Linked DNA regions of Homo sapiens: region 1 is linked to region 2. A link is an interaction called in ENCODE POLR2A ChIA-PET data of the cell type or tissue named here. Cell type or tissue: OCI-LY7. All regions are shown on one strand. Each heading gives the region's core, and the rest is flanking DNA. Links, peaks and the distances in the headings are about the cores only.

Region 1 (11,116 bases), core at 2,628-7,627, 94 kb after region 2:
TATGATCCTGTTTGGAAGCCGCCCTGTGACGCGTCAGCTTCCCCGTGCTGGCTCTGGCCGCCCCGAGGCAGGACCGCTGCTGTGGATGGGAGGGTGGCAGCCTCCAGAGACCCTGCACACACCTTCCTGCTGAAGGTATTGGGGAGGCTGAGGGCAGGAGGGGCTTTCTGGGGACGCAGGGACCCCCCTTTGCTGCACAGATCCTGTCACTATTCATGTAGCACACTTGAACCCTGTGTCCAGTGCGCCGTGGCCCCAGAACCAACCGTGAGTGATGTCCAGGCAGGGCCTGCGGCTGAGGTGTGGCTAGGGGCAGGGCAGGAGTCCCATAGGGCTCAGGGGCGCTGGGAGGGGCTGGTGCTGGGGGTGGCAGTGGGAGCAGGACAGAAGGGGCAGCTCGCCAAGCTGGGGTTGGAGGGGCTGAGTGCAGGAGCCCTGGGGAAGGGCTGGAGCAGAGAAATGGGGTGGATGAGCTGGAAAGGCAGCGAGCTGGCCTCACAGACCCCGGGGTGCACCAGGGAGGCCCTGAAGGTGCAGGGCCCACCCAGCACCACTGCGGGGATGCACGTGACCTCCCACGTGGACCACGGCAGCAGCACGTGCCTGACTGAGGCCTCTGTGCTCCAGCTCCCTCTGCGCTTCACAAGTAGTGGCCCAAGCTCATGGCTCCCAAGGAGCTGTATGTCCCCTTTACAAGGGAGAAACTGAGGCTGAAGGTAGAGCAGGCGACCCTGTGGCCACAGGCAGCATCGCTGAGCTCCTGGGCAGAGGGGCTGACTCCTTAGGGTGGCCAGACAAGGCCCAAACGACCTCAGTTCTTCCTGCCCTGGCCGCAGCCTGGGTTCTGTCCTCACCTTGGTGTGGTGAAGGTGGAACAGCCCTGCCCCTGGCAAACTCCATCTTTTTTTTTTTTTTTTTTTTTTTGAGACGGAGTTTTGCTCTTGTTGCCCAGGCTGGAGTGCAATGGCACGATCTCGGCTCAGTGCAACCTCCGCCTCCCGGGTTCAAGCAATTCTCCTGCCTCAGCCTCCCGAGTAGCTGGGATTACAGGCATGCGCCACCACGCCCGGCTAATTTTGTATTTTTTAGTAGAGATGGGGTTTCTCCATGTTGGCCAGGCTGGTCTTGAACTCCCAACCTCAGGTGATCCGCCCGTCTTGACCTCCTAAAGTGCTGGGATTACAGCTGTGAGCCACCGTGCCCGGCTGCGTGCCCTGTCCTTTTATGGACGAGGATGCCAGGCTTGGCAAAGGCCTTTGAGACATGTCATGGCCATTTGGCCCTGTCCCTGGGGTCCCCGAGCTGCAGCAGGTGCCCCTCAGGGGGCACCTCAGTTCATTGTCTAGCCTCCCGCCCCCACTGGACCCAAGCAAGCGTTAGGGAGTGGGGGGCCCGTGTAGGGGGCCGGGGTCCTCCAGAACCCCTGCTCCCCAGGCTGCCCTGGGGCTGGGAGTGGGGAGGATGCCCAGGGCCGCCAGCACTCTAGAGCTGCTGGGTGTTTATCTGGGAGGCGATCTCCCTGCTTCTGGGCTGAGTTACAGTTCCATTTCTGTGGCTGAGGAGCGCCGGCCTCATGGGCCCCCACAACAGAGGACTGTGCATTTTAATCCCGGCAGGGTCCAGAGAGGGTGCGTGGCTCTAAAAGCCGGCGTGATGGATTTCTCTGGTCTTATCTTCATCTCGGCTGCCTCCTCAAAGACGGTGTTGCTCGGCCTCCTGCACACCACTATCTGGAAGCTGCTTTTAAAAGTGGGAATATTTGGATTCCAGACAATGGGGGGAGAATATTGGAAACGGAACTCTGAGAGGTGGAGCGAGCGACTGAGCTGCTGTCTAGAAGTGCTGGCCTCTCCTGGTTCCCACCTCAGGCCCCGGAGGGCCCCTCCCTGCTGCACAGCCGGCTGTGGCTCCTCCCGTCCTAGGCTGGGTGCCATACGCACTCCCACCTCCGGCCCTTCCTACCCCAGGGGCCTCCTTAGGTGCTTGCGGGCCTGGGCCTCCTGTGCCAGCTTTTGCCCCACCTCGCTCCTGAGCCTCCTTCTTTGGCAAGTCTTGCTTGATGGGTCTCAGGTGTGCCCCTGCCCATCTGTACCCCCAGGCCAGGGCAGCCCTGGCTCCCAGGACCGGGGTGGCAGTGTTTGCGGTGCTGAGGGGTTGTATGCGCAAATGCCTTCCCGTGGGCCCCATCTTGCAGTGTGGGTGGAGGCAAGGAAGCCGGGTGCGGGCAGGCTGGTGAGGTGCAATCTATTCCCTCTGTCATTACTTCTGCCAGCCCCGGGTCCTCCGCTTCCGAGGGGCTTCCCTACCATCCCCCACACAGACCTCAACAAGCACAGGAGAAACCAAGGCCCTCACGAGTCAGGCGGGCCAGGAGTCACCCCCAGATTGTCCTCTGCCCTTTCTGACTTTTGCGCCGCCCGAGCCTCCAGTGACTGGTCACTCCTGGGGAACCCTGCCCCCGGCTTGTCCTTAAACCACAAACCGGCCTCTCCAAAGCCCGAGGCAAGACCTGGGTCTCACAGGTGGGCATTTTTGACAAATTTTCTCTCTGCTGTGGTCAGCGAGTTCAGCTCACGTTCACACAATTCAAAGGGAGAGAAGTTGGGGTTCTCTCCATTCAGAGTCTCCAGAGCCCCGAGCCACCTGGTCAGTGCTCACCTGCAGAGCCCGTACCTGTGACTGTCTGAGCACCTGCTCGCTCACACCTTGTACACCGGTGGTGAGTCAGAGACCCTCCTGACAGGGTCAGTCAAATGGCATGGGGGTGCAAGAAAGCCCTGGGGAGCAGTCTCCAAGGCAGGGAGGTGGGTCTGTCTGTCACAGATAAGCTGTGGCCTCTGCAGAGCCGAGACAGCAAACTGAAAAGGCCGCGTGGCCAGGAGCCCTGGACCCCGGCAAGGCCGTCCTTCCAGCCCACTCGGGCGTGTAACTGACATCCAGGGGGCACTCTGGGAAGCTCGGGAATCACCCCTAGAAAGAGCCTGTGTTAAGTGCATCCCCTTCTCTCCTTCCCAGAGAGCCTCAGGCTTGCCTCCATTGAGTATGCACTAACCCTGCGGTCCCCGGCAGCCCCGGGTTGAGCAGGGACTTCACATTGTCTTCTGGTCTCATCCATCCTGCCCAGCTCTGCTGCCTGGGAGCCTGAGTGTGCCAGGGCAGAGCCCCATCAGGGAGTCAAATGTGTGCGGAGGACAGGAGGCTGGGGTGGCTGTGAGAGGGAGCTCTGCCCAGCAAGGATGCTGCCCTCAGGCTGAGATGGCTCTGCCCATGGGGTGAGCATCTGCCATCTGTCTTCCCCTTCATGGTGCCCTCCAGCCTGAGGGTGGGCCGGGTGGAGGCTGAACAGAAAGGTCAGGCGGTGGCAGGGACAGGACCCTGGGCAGGAGCTGGCTGGAGCCCCACCGTTACTTTCGCACAGACCCCTGTGGGTGGTCGGAGGTGCCTAGAGCAGAGGGTGGGGGTGCTCTGAAGTTGTGAGCCAGCCAGCCAGGGAACCCACGTGGGCTGGGACATGTGTCTGGGTGGGGTGGGGGTGCCTGCCTGGGCCCCCCCTTTCTCAGTGCGGTGGGGGGGACAGCAAATCGCATCTTGGCCCCTCTCTGGGGAAGGAGAGGGTGCAGCCGCTGCTGCAGTGGAGGCCTGAGGGCCCCGAGGGGCTGAGCACTGACTGCCCTGCTGGTTCTGTCTCCAGGGCCCTGGCGCTTGTCCTTGTCCTCGGGGCTGGGCTCTTGCCCTTAGGCCAAAGCTGGAGGTGGTTCAGGAGCCAACAGCCAGTGTGACCTCCATGGGGACACTGGCCAGAACCTGCAACTGGAGGGAATGGGGAAAGGCAAGCTGCCTTGGAGATGGGTCCGGGGAGGAGCACGGAGGGGCCAGGCCCCCCACAGCTTGCACACTCATGGTGACAAAACTGCCTGCTTCCCGCAGCTCACACGCTCCTCCTGGGGACAGGCTCCTTGGAAGCCCTGGGGCCCAGAGCTGGCTCGGCAGCCTCCCGCTGGAGGCCCCCAGCTCGTGAGGAGTTGACTCCCCCAGATGATGACTAAGGAGCTGTGGGGCACTGGGTGCTCTGTCCGCAAAGGCTCTCCCCGAGCCCGTGGACTGCTCCCTCTGGGCTCTGAAGATGAGGGGTGCTCGGGTCACTCATGGTGCGTGGCCGAGAGTGACTCCAACCTGACTTTGAGACGGTGCTAATCCTGGAGCACCAGGTGGGGAGACTCGCCCCTGAGAGGCTGACCTGATAAGGTCCACAGGGTGGTGGTGCTGCGGGCCCGGGGCCGGTGTGCTCCAGCTCTGTGCATGCCTGGATGTGGCCCTGGCCAAAGGCATTGCTGCCCTGTGCAGGGCTGGATGGTGGCCTTGAAAGCAGCTGCCTGGGACCTCAGATGCCCCATCCTGCCGGCAGGTCAGCCTGGCTTCCCACGGTGCTGGTGAGACAGGCGCCATGCATTGTTGAGACAGCGGAAAGCAGTGACGTCTTGGAGGCTTCTCGGGTCTGGCGGGCTGGGGACCACCATGTATGCCCACGACAGGACCCCCAACCTTTCAGCGCCACCCTGGCTGCCAGAGACACTCACGTGGAAGATACCGATATTAATAAATAACTTTTGAGTTACAAAACCATTGCTATCGCTATGGTGGGTGACAAAAGCCCCATGGTTGATGGGCAGCCGCGGGGCGTGAAATGGCTCGTAAATGTCCCTCCCGCCAGCCCCACGAAGCTGCGGAGGCAGTGCTGGGTGCTGAGACGTTGCGGTTTAAGACCAATGTTGATTAGAATTTTTTTATAAGTTTTTTTTTATAAGAGTAATAACAGCTCTTTTGAGACAATCACATGGCTCAGGAAGGGTTTTAAAGACCTTCAGGAATGAGAATTGGATTCGCAATCAGGAAGCGCCTCCCCCGGGCCACTCTAACGCCGCCTGTTTGTGTCTTTTTATTGCCATTTGCCCTCCAGGGATGGAGCCCCTTTGATGACTGAAGCTCCTTTTCAAGATCAAGGGCGCTGTTCCAGCAATGCCCGGACCGGGGCGCCTCCCCATCTAGGATGGGGGCTGGGGACCCCTGAACCCTGCCTTCTGCCAAAGTCTGGCGAGTTCAGGCCCAGGACAGCTGCCCAGTGTCCACCCAGGAGGCACCGGTGCCTGGAGGAGCTCGGGTCGGGCAGGTTGGCGGTCCCGGCTGTCGTGGGGCAATGGCCACCAGGTGGCAATGGAGGACTGGCCAGTGAAGAGGGATGCAGGAGGCAGGGCCTGACCCCGGGGGTGGGGATTGGCGGGACTGGGGGCCTGTGCTGTAGGGCTGTCCCACACTTCCCTCAGGCCCAGAAGCCTCGCTACCCAGAGGAACCCAGAGACAGCAACGCATTTCCTAAGGGCAGGAGCAACAAGGCCGGAATCTCGGGCAGGAAGGACCCACGTGGGTGTCTGGGCTCAGGGCAGCTTTTTTACTGGGACAAACTGCAAACTCATGGGCCCTGCAGTGTGCGGTGGCCTCGGGACACCCGGGGGAATCCCAGCCCAGTGGGGCCACGTGGCTCCCCAGTGGCATCCTCATGCATGGGCTGACTCCACTCTGGGGGCACCAGGGCCCCCTCCTCCCCCACACACAGCCTCACATGGGTCAGGGGTCCCCACAGGCAAGAGGGCTGCAGACAGTTCTGGGGAGGGGCTCCTAGCCTCGGGGGCCTGGCCATTGGCCCTGGTGCTCGGTGCTCAGGGAGGCAGCACACGCCTGTGCCCCTTGAGGGCTTGTGGGCTGGCCGGCTCAGCCCTGGCTTTGGGGGTGGGGTTGTGCAGTGGGCCATGCCCACACCCGGCTTTCTTTGTTGTGCCAGGAGGCAGGCTGTGTTCTGGGGAAGGGCCGGAGCTCCTCTTCACAGTCACAGCCCTGGATCAGGGTGGGTGTGCAGTCCGTCCCCAAACACCTGGGATCCCTCGGCAGGGCTGTTAGGCCGTGTGAGTTGGTGCGGCCTCCCCAGAGCATCTGGCAGCCGTGGGGGTGTTGGTGTCCTGAGGGCTGTTTCCTCTGCTGGGGGTGGGGTTTCCCACTGGGAGTTCTTCTATGGGACAGGAAGATGGCTGAGGGTCCTCTGCCCCTGCTCTCGAGTTCGGGGATAGTGATGGCAGCCTGCGCTGGGCTGAGGGACCAGGGGCCTCAGTTCCCCCGCAGCACAGGAGGAGGGGTCTGTGATGACTCTTTCCTTGGAAGGCAGCCCCAAGGCTCACCCTACAGGCCCTTGCTCTGTGCAGCCACCTGCTCCTGGCTGGGACAACATGCCCAGAGGCGGCCTTTGCTCTCCCTCCCTCCCTTCCTCCTTCCCTCCCTCCCTCCCTCCCTCCCTCCCTCCCTCCCTCAGGGAGCAGCCTGGGCTCATCAGGGAGACCCTCTCCCTCTGGCTGCCAGGGAGTGGTGAGGTAGTTTCCAAGCCGTCCTTGCTGGGGCATGTGGGTCTGAGCCTCAGGGTGTCTGCCCAGCATCCTTCCATGTGCTTGGACCCCATGTGCTGTGCAGATCCCAGGGGACCCTGGCCACCCCTTTCATTGGCCAGACAGCTGTGTCCGTAGAGCTCTGAGGGACTCAGAGCCCAGACATGGGCTGCAAGGGGGGTGGGTGGCTTCTTCTGCAGGTGGGGAAGAGCAATGGGGCCTGAGCCGCATGGACCCAGGAGCTCCACCAGCACCTGTCGCCTGCTGTGTGACCATGAGCAAGTCCAGCCACCTCTGTGAGGCCATGCCAGAGCATTTTGACTCAGCCCCAAACTGAGCCCGGATCCTAGCCCACATGGAGCCCTGATCCACCTCACACAGAGGCCTAACATTAGCTCACACTGAGTCCTGATTCCAGACACATGGAGCCCTGATTCCAGCCCACCCTGAGTCTTGATCTCAGCCCACCCTGGACCCGGATTCTAGCCCACTCTGAGCTCTGATCCCAGTCCACCCTGGACCCTGATTCTAGCCCATCCTGAGCTCTGATCCCAGCCCACCCTGGACCTGGATTCTAGCTCACTCTGAGCTCTGATCCCAGCCCACCCTGGACCCGGATTCTAGCTCACTCAGCTCTGATCCTGGCCCACCCTGGGCCTTGATTCCTGCTCACACAGAGTCCTGACTGCCGCCCGCACAGTCTGACCCAGGCAGGGCTCTGAGAGTCCGTGATGGCTGAAGGAGCATCAAAGTGGAGGGGACACATGGCGGGCTGGCATACCTCCTTCTGCTATGGGGTGGGAGTGGTCTTGGAAAATGTCTCCAGGAAGTATTTGACTCCTTTTTTTGATCCTCCTCGTTGTGGTTCTGGGGCCCACGCGACGTGTGGGGCAGAGGCTGTTCGTGGCCGTTTCTCTTGGTGTGGATTCCGCCGTTAGAACTTCTTTTCCATGGAGCAAGACTTGCTCTTAACCAGCAAACCCCAGAGGGAGGAACTCCCCATCGCTGGGCAGGCCCTGGAGGCTCTTTGTTGGAGGGCTGCAGGCTGGGTGGGGTCCCAGCCACGGGGTGGTCATCAACGCAGGGGCTGAGCAGAGGTGAGGACATCAGCGGGGCAGGAGGAGCAGCCTCTGCGGCCCCTCCAACCTGAGCCTGGGTGCCTGGCTGAGCTGGAGCTGAGCTGGAGCTGAGCTGGAGCTGGACGCACAGGCAGCCCTGCCTCCCACTCCGTAAACTTCCCTGATGATGCTGCCTGTCAGGCTCCCAGCCCCGTGTCAGTTCATTCTCTCTTCCACTCCACCCAGGATCCTGATCCTGCGTAACCACACTGACTGCGTGTGAGTGGGGGGGAGTTCTGAAAGATTACCTGCCACCAGTCCGTATGTAAATCCCAGGTGATTTATAAGCATGGACGGTTTTAAGGTCACCGGTGCGCAGAGCAGGTAGTCGGCCAGACTGCTGAACCAACAGTTTCCAAAGTGAGCGTGAAAGCATGAACCTGGCGCCTGCCCCAGCCTCCGTGCTGCTCAGGGCAGCTGCCTGTGTCTCTGCTGGATCCTTACAGAGGACGCTGGGGGGGTTCTGTGGAGCCTCGGGCCCTGTGGGCTGTCGAGGGGAAGGGCGGTGGCTCGGCCTGGGCATGTGAGGCTCACAAGAGCTGAGGGGCGGGTCCCGGTGGGTGCGCTGGAGTCCAGGTGTCTGGTGGGGCCCGAGGCAGGGAACGGGGTCCCATTTCTCCTGGGATGAGGAGGGTGACAGCAGGCTGGGTGGCCCAGGAAGCTGAGCTGAACATCTCTTGCTCTGTAAGCGGATGCTGGCCAGACATGGTGGGGCAGGCAGCTGGGGCAGGGAGGAAGGAGTCCAGCCCTCACCCATCCCCACCTGGCTGGGGAGGGCACCCCAGCCTGCTGGCCTCTGGGGGCTGGGATGGGAAGCTGATGATGGAGGAGGGTGGGAGGTGAGGGGGAGACCTGCCTGGTGGAGGGAAGCAGGTGGAGACTACAGAGAGGCTGAGTCCCCACTTTGCCAGCCAGGCTGGACAGGGGACACAGATATGGAACCTCCTAACTACTGAACGCTGGTGCCCAGCTCAGACCCTGTGGAGGGGGCCACATTGCCTGCTGAAGAGCGTGGCTGGGCCCAGCTATGGCAAGGACAGGTGTCAAGGGCTGTGGGCTCAGGAGGAAGTGGACACAGTCACTGGTGGGGCCAAGGGGAGTCACAAGGCTGGGGCAGGGGGGTGAGGGCGGCTGGGGAAGGCACTGCCAGGCACCCAAGCTTGCAGAGCTTCCCAGCCAGTGGCCACTGGGGGACTCTGAACCAGGCCCCTTCCCTTTCTTGGCCTCAGCTCCTCTGTGCCTGAAAAAGGGGCACTAAGAGTGGTCCCTGTTGGCCAGTGGCTCCTCAGCTGGTCCCCAAGGACAAAGCACAAGGTGGCACCACTCAGTGGCTTCAGGAGCTTGCTCCTGGCTGTGTGCATGTGTGAGCATGCAAGCTTGTGCCTGTGTGCAATGCACGCATGTGCGTGTATATGGGTGTGTGCGTGTGTGGCATGTATATATCTGTGTCCATGTATGTGGGTGTGGACATACGCATACATGTATGCATGCATGGATGTGCGTGCATTTGTGTGAGTGTGTGTGTGCGTGTGTGTGTGCACCGGGGAGCAGGGCTGACTGTCCTGGACGAGGAGGAGCCAGGCCTGCACGCATGAAGTGGCAGGCGTCGGAGGCTGAGTGAGATGTGCTTCTCCCCGTCGCGGTGGGGCAGGCTGTGGATTGGCACGGCTGCCATGTCCTTTTCAGTCCTCTTAATGTGAAGTTAATTAGGCAGAACATTCAAGAAAGACATTTGGAAGTTGATCTCAAATCAGAAGAGCCCCAGTGTGAGGAGAGGGAGGGCGAGGAAAGCCCCTGCAGCTGGGGAGCCTGTCTGTGTGAAGCCGGGGTCCTGGGCTGGGTGGCACTGTTGCTGGGGGGCCCCTGGGTGGGGCATTCCTTCCTGCCTGGCTCCCCCTTCCCCATCTGTCAAGAGTGGAAACAGTGAATGCGGGGCGCCCAGGCAGCCTAGGGGGAGTAGGGGCGGGTTCAGGGCACAGCCCGGCTGTCAAGTCTTGGGGAAGAGGAGGGAGGGACTTCTCTGGTGGCCCCACTAGGGTTGCAGGTCCTCCCAGGGCTCAGCTCCCTCTAGTTGGCCCTGGGGTTGAGTCCTGACCAGGTGTCTCTGCTGTCCAGGGAGTCTGGGCCACAACTCTGGCAGCCTGGGGACCTGCCTCAAGAAGGATGGCAGTGCTGGATGCCTGAGTGCCCTCCTGGTCTCCCACCCCCTGAACGCCCATGGTCGGGGAACATAACCTCGTCTCTGCGGGCGAGGCACACTCTGCCTGTGGGGCCAGTGTGGAGAAGCTGGTCAGGAACTGGAGGCCTGAAACTCGGGTCAGGAAAACCCCATGTCTGTCCCTGGGTGTGCATCAGACCAGGAAGAGGGACAAAGGCCACAGCAGCCCCGGGGAGATGCCAGTGGGTGAGTGTGCCTGGAGATGGGGATGGAGGGAGGCCGGGTGGCAAGGAGGCCTCACATGCCAAGGCTATGGCACGGCCTGGAAGGCTGGTGAGGGGATGTGGGCTCTGCCTGCACCAAGGGCAGCCCTGGGCAGGCAGAGGTGAGCCATGGCCATGGTCAGGGAAGGTGGAACCGCTGGGCCGTCACCTTGCACGGTGGTCCCAAGGCCAGCATCCCCGGGTGCTGGGACAGCATGGGGCACAACAGCCAGCCCACATAGAAATGAGGCAACGGGTCACAAGTGCAAACCCACAGCTAGTGAATATTTAACGCCTAACAAAAGTGCATGCATCATTAACCAGGTGCTGGTGGAGGAGCTGGAATAATTTGTCTTCTTAAAGGGGATTTGGTAATTTGTTAAGCTATTTTGAAACCTGCAGTCTAGCTGTGGGAGCCGCTCTGATTTCTAAATTAATTTGTGTGATTTAGAAAGTGGAAGCCTCTTGGTTCTGCAGGGGCCGCGGGCAGCAGGGCGGCCTTGCAGGCTCCTAGGTGTGCTCTGCATTTGTTGATTGTCCCATCCATGGGGACCCTGCTGAGGAGCTCGGCCCTGTGCACCCCGCCTCTCCCACCACCCTTGTTTCCATATGTGGAACCCAGTGGTCCCCCACCTCCCGGATGAGTTAGTTTACGAGCAGGTGCCACGGGAAGGTGGTCTCTGGAGGCTCAGTTTAACCCCCCTCCTAAGAGGATGCTCTTGGGCTGGAGGTGGGTGAGGCCATCTGGCCTGGAGCTGCTGGGCTTGGCTCTGAGATTGGCTGACACATCTGCAGTTCAAGGACCAGGCTGTGAGAGTCAAAGGGTGAGTTGTAACTATCACAGAGGTGACCACATGAAAAGCCCCAATTTCCAGCCCCAGATCCCCAGACCGTGAATCCCAGCTGTGGGTCACTGACTGGGAGCCTGCACTGTATCCTTCAGGGCCCTGGCAGGCCCCACAGGGCATCGCCACCCAGCTGGCGCCATCCCTGAGTCTCCGAAGGCCAGTCTGCCAGCCTCTCAGGCTGGCAGCTGCCAGACAGTGGGGACGTCAGACCAGTGGATTCTGTGAGGTTGAGTCCATTGCAGCTCGAAGGGAGACCCTTGGCTAACAGCAATGTTGTGCGGAAGGCCAGGCTGATGGGGAA
Region 2 (9,230 bases), core at 1,152-6,151:
AATTCCTGGGAGAAACCCTTAGATCTATCAGGGTCCCAGCAGGAAAGAGACCCACATTTAGAGCAGGTTACTTGCAGCAGTGTTTAACAAAGGGGCTCTTTATAAAGGTAGGGCAGAGTACTGGAAACCTCAAGGGGCAGTACATGTCCCAGGGCTGGCCAAAGGCATGCCTGGTGGAGAGAATTTTCTGGAATGTGAAGGAGAGTGCTGTGGAGAGGAGCCATGACATTCCCAAGGCCACCTCACACAGTCATCTGCCATCATTTGCAGATCACATGTCAGCTTACTTAGCAAGCCTAACAGAACGGACAGGAAAACGTAATGTTATAAACACATAATTCTCCCCAGAGAATTATGGGGACATAATAAATTCAATGCAATTCTAATTGGAGTCTCATTTGGGCTTCAATTTTTTTTTAAAGAAATAAATAAATGTAGTCTACATTTTACATGGAAGAATACAGATCAAAAGCAGCTAAGATGGCTTGAGAAAGAAGAAAACAGACAGGGTGTTTGCGCCTACAAAGCCGGGTAACTGAAAGCAGCAGTGGAAGAGGCTGGGCCCGTGGAGGGAGACCCAGGCTGCACGGGGTAGGACGGAGGGCTCTGCCGGGCATTTCCTCCTGGCCCCCCCGGGGAGCTGAGGTGTGCGTAATTAGTACTTGTGCTTGGTGGGGAGGAAGTGAGAGCAGAGGGCGCTGGGCCACTGCTTCTCACTTTCTGGGACCCCAGCATCCCCAGGCAGGAGCGTCCCTGTCCTGGCAGGCAGGTCTTGGGCCTCAGGTCTGAACATCTGAATATCTGTGCAGCCCTGCCAGGGCCCCTCTCGGTCCTGCAGGCTCCTGGCGCTGGCTGGGGCACAGGGAGCCCTGAAGACGCCTGGGGGTCTGTGGGTGCTGCAGGCACCGCTGGCTGGTTATAGTCGCAACAGCCCCCAGGTGGGCAATTTTCCTTCCACTTCACAGTGGAGGAAACGGGTTCTGAGAGGTAGCAGCTTTCCCAAGTGCAGGGGGGTGGGGGCAGGACTTGAACCCAGATCCCTGAGAATCTGAACCCAGGCCTCTGCTCTTGCTCTCCAAGCTTCCAGACAGAGAAGGAGAGTGGGTGGCGACGGCCATCGGGAGGGGCTCCAGACGGAGGACCGGGCAAGTGAGCGCCTGGTGGGCGGCCTGGGGCGGAGGCACCCAGGGAGCCCAAATCGGGGCACCTGGGAGGAGGAAGTTCCCAGAGGACTGCAGACCCTGCAGCTGTGCCTCCGAGGTCAGAACCGCCCACGCCCGCCAGGCAGGACGTGCGGCTCCTGGCCGCAGCTGTCAGGGAGGAAATTCACGTCTCAGCTGAGGTTTAAGAGGCATCTGACCCTCTGCTAAAAATACTCGGGCAGCGTGGGTCCGGTGGAGTTGGCTGTGGGGTGCGTCTGGGTGGGGGTCCCAGCGAGGCCAGAACAGGCGCCAGCGACCTGCAGAGCGGTGCAGTGCGGTGGGGCTTGTGGATGCCGGGCCTGCAGACCAGCTCCATGGGAGAAACTGGGGCGGGGTAGGGAAGGCGCGGTGAGTCGCCGGCCCGCGGAGCCCCCGTTTGTGCCCTCGCTGGCAAACTGTGAAGCCCGTGCAAGGCGGGAGAGGCCGTGGGCTGGCGGGAACCTGGGCGTCCTGGGCTGCCCAGAACGTGCTGCCTCAGTTTACCCAGCTTTACCATGCAGAGGCCAACCTCGCCCCTCCCTTTCTCACCAGTGGTCAGTAAGATTCGGGTGGTGTTGGACATCACCTGAACAGATGTGGAGGTGGAGGGGGGTTGAGGTGTAGGCAGGGGCTGTGGAGCACCCTGGGGGGGCAGGTGTTGGACACTGGGGTCCCGGAATCAGGCCCTGTGATCTCAGGGAGGCTCACCTGGCTTCTGGTTCCCAATCCCCTTCTGGGTGAGTGGACGTGCACCCCTCCCCCAGTGCAGAGGGCTTGTTGGGGTACTCTGCAGGTCTTTTCTCCCCACAGCAGGGGTGGAGTAGGAGAAGGGAAGCTTCGGAGGGAGGGGCTCTGGGCTGGGAAGGAGGGAGGGTCTGAGAAGCAGGGAGCCCTGGGACTGGTTGGGGCGGGTCACTCTGACACGGATCTCACTGTGGAGGGGGTGATGTTGCTGAGACCTGCATGGGTCCGGGCTTCCAGTGGCCCCACCAGAATCCAGGGCCACCAGGGTGGGGGGTGCTGGTGGTTTCTGAGTACCTTCCCACACTGCCCCCATGGCAGACCCCTCCCAGCAGATCCCAAACATTCCCCACTATGCAGGGGAAGGGTGAAGCCACATTCCCCACTACTCAGGGGAAGGGTGGAGCCCCCTTCCTCTGGGACCACCCGCCTGGAGTCACCTCCTCTGGGCCTGCATATCCCTCCCGGGGAGGGACAGAAAGGAAGGTGGCAGCTGGAGGGCTTCCAGAGACCACCGACCAGCACCGGGCAGACAGGAAGACTCTGGAAGTCAAGCTATGACTTTTTTTGAGACAGGGTCTCGCTTTGCCACCCAGGCTGGAGTGCGGTGGTGCGATCTCAGCTCACTGCAACCTCCATCTCCTGGGCTCAAGTGATTCTCCTGCCTCAGCCTCCCAAAGTGCTGGGATTATCTGCATGAGCCACCGCTCCCAGCCTAAAGGGGACATTTTCATTGTCAGTTTCTTAATTTCCACTTTAGAGGGCAGGAAACTAAATCAGCCAGTTTGGTCCAATGGCAGGGGTTTGGGCCCCTTCTGAGGGCAGCCTGCTCTTCAATTGTGGGGGCTGCCTCAGGGGGCCTTTGGTTTCGCATTGATGGGATGGCTGTACCACTCATCTTCCAAACCAGGACAGCTTTGAGAGAGAAACAGGTACCAGTGACGCCAGGACACCAGGGGTGGTGCAGCGCACCTGCAGAGCTGAGCCAGGCTCCGTCGTGGGCGGATGCGCCACCGGCAAAATGCATCTGTTTGTTGCTGCGTCACAAATGACCCTCAGACGTAAATCCCAGAGACCATGCATTTTGCTCCCAAATCTGCAATTTGGGCAGGGCTCAGCAGGACTGTCTCATCTCTGTCCACGTGGCATCAGCCGGGGTGCCCGAGTGGGGGCTGGAGGGCCACCTCTGTCATGGTTCACTCGGCATGGTGGCTGGAGCCCAAGTCAGCCTCCCAGGAGAACAAGATGGAGGTGCGTGGACTCCAGAGCTGTGAAAAGAAAATCCGTAATGGAGATGGTTATGTCAGGGCTATCTAAAAAGGAACTGGGAGGGCAAGAGGAGCTGGACCCCGTCCAACTCGCCAGATAGAATTGATCTGTTGACCTGGGCCGGATCGTGAACCAGCTGCATTTGATTTGAACCATTCACACCGGGCCTGATCACTGGTCTCCTGGAGACAGGCACACCTGACTAGATTGATCATCAGCCAGAGCTGTCCTAAGCTGTTAAGCCCCCACCGTCGGTCATGGACCATGCCAACAGCTTCCGGATGTGTAGACTCACAGCAAACCTTTGTAAGCCCCTGCCCGGCCTCCCCCGCACAGACACGTTTGAGCTCCTTGCTAGATCTGTGTCTCCTGAACCGCAGTTCCTGAGGCCCTCCTTCTCTTTTGTTTCCTGATCTACAGTGTTGGTCTATTTTTTGTCAGTTGACAGAACATAGCCTTGCAAGTCACCCAGTCCCTTTTTTTTTTTTGAGAGAGGGTCTTGCTCTGTTGCCCAGGTTGGAGTGCAGTGGTGCAATCATGGCTCACTACAGCCTTGACCTCCTAGGCTCAAGCGATCCTCCTGCTTCAGCCTTGTGAGTAGCTGGGACTACAGATGTGTGTCACCATGCCTGGCTAATTAAAACAATTTTTTTTTTTTTTGTAGAGAGGGGGGTCTCACTATGTTGCCCAGGCTGGTCTTGAACTCCTCCGCTCAAGTGACCGTCTTGCCTCGGCCTCCCAAAGTGCTGGGATTACAGGCGTGAGCAACTGTAATGCACCAAGCTAACCCAGCTCACTTCTGCTATCCTCTGTCAGCAGAGACCCAAAGGCCTGGCCAGGCTCAAGGGGAGGGGACACAGCCCCTGCCTCTTGACGAGGGAGAGGCAGGGTTAGGAGGGCTTGTGGGATAGGAGATGGCACGGTGGCCATTATGGGACCCAGGCAGCCTCAGGAGGCGTGGGGGATGGCACTGCTCTCACAGGGAACATCTGAGCCCTGCGGGGGCAGGTGCATCTCAGCAGTGCGGGTGTGCACCCGGAGAGATGCTTCTCTGCTCACATGGGTTTGTGCCCGTGCCCTGTCTGCACAGTTTTCTGCAGGCTCTGAAGGAGCAGCCATGCACATGCTTTCTGCTTCCTCTTTCTTGACAGCGCTTGCCTGTGGGTGCCAGGACCCCACATGCTTTTGGTTCCCCTCTGGATGAGTGAGCCCAAGTTACCGTAACAGAAGACCTCAGCCTGGGCAGCTTAGACGATAGACCTTTATTTTCTCACAGCTCTGGAGCCTGGAAGTCCAAGATCAAGGTGCCACCAGTGTCAGAGCTGGTTTCTCATGAAACCTTCTCCCGGCCTTGCTGCGCCCACCTCTGGTGTCTCCTCCTCTTCTTGGAAGGCCACAGCCCTGTTGGATTAGGGCCCACCCTTATGACTTCGTAAAGGTCGTAGTTACCTTCTAAAGACCCTATTTCCAAATCAGTCACATTGGGGGTTGCGGCTTGACATAAGGATTTGGGGGGGCCACACTTCAGTCCATAGCACCCTCCTACCTCCCTGGCTGCCCCACCTCTGCCTCTGTCATCCCCTCCTCTCCCCGAGGAGAGGCCTCCTCTCCGGAGGGGCCGTGCCCCATCTCATCTATGAAGACTGCCCCCCGCCCCCGCTCCCGCGCTGTCTGTGCACCGTCAGCCTCCCACCGCCCTCCACGTCCTCAGAAACACACACTTGATGAGGCTGAAAGAACCGTGACTCTCTCGCCCGCCCCCACCATCTGCTTTTGCCTCCCGTGGGACACCCCACCACTTTGTCAAGCCCCGAGCCAGCCTCTCTCCGTGTTCTTCCCTCCCCTCACTGCCTCCACACCGAGGAGCTAGGCACTGCTTCCTAAGTCTCCCTTCCTGCATTGCTCACCACCTCCCCTGCCGCCACCATGTCCAGGGGCCAAAATTGTTCTGTCTGTTCTCCCTCCCTCCGCTGGGGCCTGAGGGCAGTCTGCTCCCATGGGAGCCGGCGGGATGCTGGCAAGTCACAGATGCAATCCTGTCCATGGCTCCCGCCTCCCTGCAGGTTACAAACATGCCTCCCTTTTCCTGCTGTTGGAATGAAGCTCAGAACCACGGCCCTGAGGCCCCATCCTGTCTGGTCCTGCTGCCTTCAGCCACGTCTCAGACCCCTTTCTGCGCCCGTCTGCCTCCAGCCGCACTGACATCAGTGCCAGGCATGCGCCTCTTCCCTCCTTCCCCAGGGCCTTTGCACGTGTAGCTCCCGCTGCCTGAGCACTCTTCCATGGCTCTGGCTCAGTCTGACATTCTATTTTTTCCTTGGAGAGTTAAGTGGAAGTTATATGCTCTATTTCTATTTTAAAATAGTCACTCTTAGAATTTTAACAAGTATATTTAGAATTCAAAGATAGCCAGTGTTTCCATCCTCCTCCTGATCACGCCCCTCCTGGCTCACAGATCATTACGACTGCCCAATACTCAGGTCTGCCTTGCCTTTATCACCCTCCACTTTCCACAGGGCTTTGTTGCACACAGCCAGCACTCGTTGAGGTTTGCACATGTTTGCACCCCACTCTTTCTGGCAGCCCAGGCGTCCCCTCTTTCTGAGCTGTATTCTGTGGAGGTTGCTCTGCTAAGGAGCTGGGTGGTGGCGCAGTCATTTTGCTGATCTGATGCTTCTCCCACACCCGTAAGTGGGAGTGGAGCAGGGCGTGTGGGTCCGGCTGCTGCCTCTGCCTCGGCACTTCAGAGACGGTCATCTGCTCCTGTTCTTGCCGTTCGCGGGGTCTGCCTCCAGCAAGTTCTCCTTCAGCATTCTGAGTGTACCACGGGACAGCTAGGTATGGGCTGCTTTTATTCTTCCTGCTTGAGAGTGCTGCACTCTTGAGGCTGAAGTTTCCATATTTTATCAGTTCTGGAAAATTCTCAGCCATATTGTCAGGGAGCTGGTGGGCTCTCCCCGTTTTATTTATTTCCACCTCTTGGAATTCCTTCCTTCCTTCCCGCCTTCCCACCTTCCCTCCTTCCCTCCTTCCCTCCTTCCTTCCTTCCTTCCATCCTTCCTTCCCTTCCCTCCCTCCCTCCCTTCCTCCCTCCCTCCCTTCCTTCCTTCCCTCCTTCCCTCCTTTCCTCCCTCTTCCCTCCCCTTCCTTCCCCTTCCCTCCCCTTCCCTTCTCTTTTCTTTTTGAGGCAAGTCTCGCTCTGTCACCCAGGCTGGAGTGCAGTGGCATGATCTCTGCTCACTGCAAGCTCCGCCTCCTGGGTTCACGCCATTCTCCTGCCTCAGCCTCCCGAGTAGCTGGGACTACAGGCACCCACCACCACGTCTGGCTAAGTTTTTGTATTTTTAGTAAAGACAGGGTTTCACTATGTTAGCCAGGATGGTCTCAATCTCCTGACCTCATGATCCGCCCGCCTCAGCCTCCCAAAGTGCTGGGATTACAGGTGTGAGCCACCGCGCCCGGCTTCTTTTCTTTTCTTTCTTCAGAGTCTCGCTTTCCTGCCCAGGCTGGAGTGAAGTGGCGCAATCTTGGCTGCACTGCAACCTCTGCCTCCCAGGTTCTCCGGGATTCTCCTGCCTCAGCCTCCCGAGTAGCTGGGATTACAGGCACCCGTCATCATGCCTGGCTAATTTTTGTATTTTTAGTAGAGATATGTTTTCACCATGTTGGCCAGGCTGGGTTCGAACTCCTGGCCTCAAGTGATCCACCTGCCGTGGCTTCCCAAAGTGCTGGGATTACAGGCATAAGCCACTGTGCCCAGCCCCTCTGGAATTTCGATCGGAAGTACGGAAAACCTTCTTATCCATCTCTCCTATGTCTTAACCTCTTCTGAACCCCCTTAACACCTCCTATCTGTCTGTGCCGATTAGGGGTGATCACAGTCTTCCCTATCGATTCCTCACTTCCCTCTTGATCTGCATCAAATCAGCTGCCAGACCAGCTGACTGGGGGCTTGTTTCCACACCGTCTTCCCATGTTTCCAGGTACAGTTCAAGTTCAGTGGCAGTAAGTACATTCGCATTGTTGTGCAACCAATCTCCAGAACTTTTTGACCTTCCCAAACGGAAACTCTGAAACAGCAAACACAAACTCCCCACACCCTCCTTCCCCCAGCCTGGCACCCTCCATTCTGCTTTCTGTCTCTGCGGTTTTGACTGCTCTGGGAGCCTCACAAACATGGAGTCAGGCAGCACTTGCCCTTTTGTGTCGGTTCTTTCCCTCAGCATAATGTCTTCAAGCCTGAGCTGTGTGGCAGCCTGTGTCAGGACCTCCTGTGTTTGTTGTTGTTGTTGGTGTTGTTGAGGCTGGATAATATTCCCCTTGATGGATACGCCACTTTTTTCTTTTTGAGACAGGGTCTCGCTCTGTTGCCCAGGATGGAGTGCAGTGGCGCCATTATGGCTCACTGCAGCCTCGACCTCCCTGGGCTCAAGCAATCCTCCCACTTCAGCCTCCTGAGTAGCTGGGACTACAGGCGCACACCAGCATGTTTAGCTAATTTTCGTATTTTTTGTATTGATGGATTTTCACCTGTTGGCCAGGTTGGTCTTGCACTCCTGAGTTCAAGCGGTCCACCCGTCTTGGCCTTCCATGTGATGGGATTACAGGCGTGAGCCACCTCGCTCGGCCTGGATACACCAGGTTCGCCCAGCCGCCTCGCCCGGCCTGGATACACCAGGTTCGCCCAGCCGCCTCGCCAGGCCTGGATACACCAGGTTCGCCCAGCCGCCTCGCCCGGCCTGGATACACCAGGTTCGCCCAGCCGCCTCGCCAGGCCTGGATACACCAGGTTCGCCCAGCCGCCTCGCCCGGCCTGGATACACCAGGTTCGCCCAGCCGCCTCGCCCGGCCTGGATACACCAGGTTCGCCCAGCCGCCTCGCCAGGCCTGGATACACCAGGTTCGCCCAGCCGCCTCGCCAGGCCTGGATACACCAGGTTCGCCCAGCCGCCTCGCCCGGCCTGGTTACACCATGTTCGCCCAGCCGCCGCGCCAGGCCTGGATACACCAGGTTCGCCCAGCCGCCGCGCCAGGCCTGGATACACCAGGTTCATCCATCCGTGAGCACCTGGGCTGCTTCTACCTTCGTGTGTTGGTGAATGATGCTGCTGTGGACACGGGTGTGCAGATATCTGTTCAAGTCCTTGCACTCAGTTCTTGGGCGAATACCCAGAAGTGAAATGTCCGGATGATGTGGCAATTCTAATATAAGTTTTTGAAATACTGTTTGAAATATCGCCATTCTGGTCTCCACAGTGGCTGCACCGGTTTGCCCTCTCTACCGTAAACACCCTCCATGCTCTGCGATTCATCCCTTCCCCCCCGCTAACCCTGGCAACTACGGGTCCTTTTACTGTCTCCGTAATTTCCCCTTCTCTGGGATGTCCTAGAGTTGGAATCATATAGTATGTGGCCTCTTCAGACTGGCTTCTTTCACTCAGTAATATGCATTTAGGGTTCTTCCATGGATTTTCATGGCTTCACAGCTGTCTTTTAAGTTTATCAACTTCATATAAACACACTGCCCTGCTTTGTCCTCAGGTTCTGTGAGTTTCGAAGAGGTAGTTTAAGGAGTCAACTGGGTTGGACTACAAGTTTTTGTTCTTTTTCTGTTTGGAAAAGCAACAGTGCATATCACCAGTTCGGGATTCCTGGCTCAATACCACCAGCTCGGGATTCCTGGCCCACAGGCCTTGAGCATGAGACGACTGTGGTTCTGAGGCTAGATATCGTAACCTCTCCATATGGAGAAGGATGCGGGAGAAGTGATCACGGGCTTGGCTCTCCCCAACCCCCCTGTAAAACATGAGCCACCGAGATTGCACAACCGGAGACACAGAGGACACTGTCCACAGTAAAGCCTGGTGGCAGCATGTTCCCCTGGAACACAAAATAAGAGTGGGCAGGAAGAGACCACCAACCTGGTGGCTGGCGAGCACGAGGAAGCTGAAAGCAGTGGTGGGCATTGGTGGGCTTGGGACGCCATGGACCTCCTCAGGGGCTCCCTGAGCCAACGTGGGGAGCAGCCATGGTGGGAGG

The links. ChIA-PET counts read pairs that join two places held together with the same protein. Peaks named below come from ENCODE experiments on the same cell type or tissue, not always from the same donor. Only the 100,000 strongest peaks of a DNase experiment are listed, where the experiment ranks them.
Region 1: POLR2A ChIA-PET joins it to region 2 with 9 read pairs; 1 of 35 experiments calls an interaction of 5 or more read pairs at or near these places.

Annotation. Positions count from the first base shown.
Region 1 is chr14:104,558,291-104,569,406 of GRCh38, reverse strand. No RefSeq gene overlaps it. Among named protein-coding and RNA genes, the nearest start is that of C14orf180, 16 kb to the left of the region's middle. RefSeq lists enhancers at 3,539-4,283, 4,284-5,030, 5,687-6,248. In OCI-LY7, for the core only: CTCF peaks have their summits at 4,976 and 5,176 (motif pointing right); a DNase peak (open chromatin) is centred at 5,216.
Region 2 is chr14:104,652,274-104,661,503 of GRCh38, reverse strand. It overlaps LINC02280 (long intergenic non-protein coding RNA 2280), which reads left to right. Exons shown (of 2, transcript NR_135293.1): 2 at 1-384. Among named protein-coding and RNA genes, the nearest start is that of LINC02280, 8.7 kb to the left of the region's middle. RefSeq lists enhancers at 1,042-1,636, 1,637-2,231, 2,932-3,001, 3,052-3,181, 4,332-4,441 and 3 more. In OCI-LY7, for the core only: no CTCF peak of the experiment used is centred there; DNase peaks (open chromatin) are centred at 1,263, 2,913, 3,513, 4,273 and 2 weaker places; H3K4me3 peaks cover 4,412 bases; H3K27ac peaks cover 4,911 bases.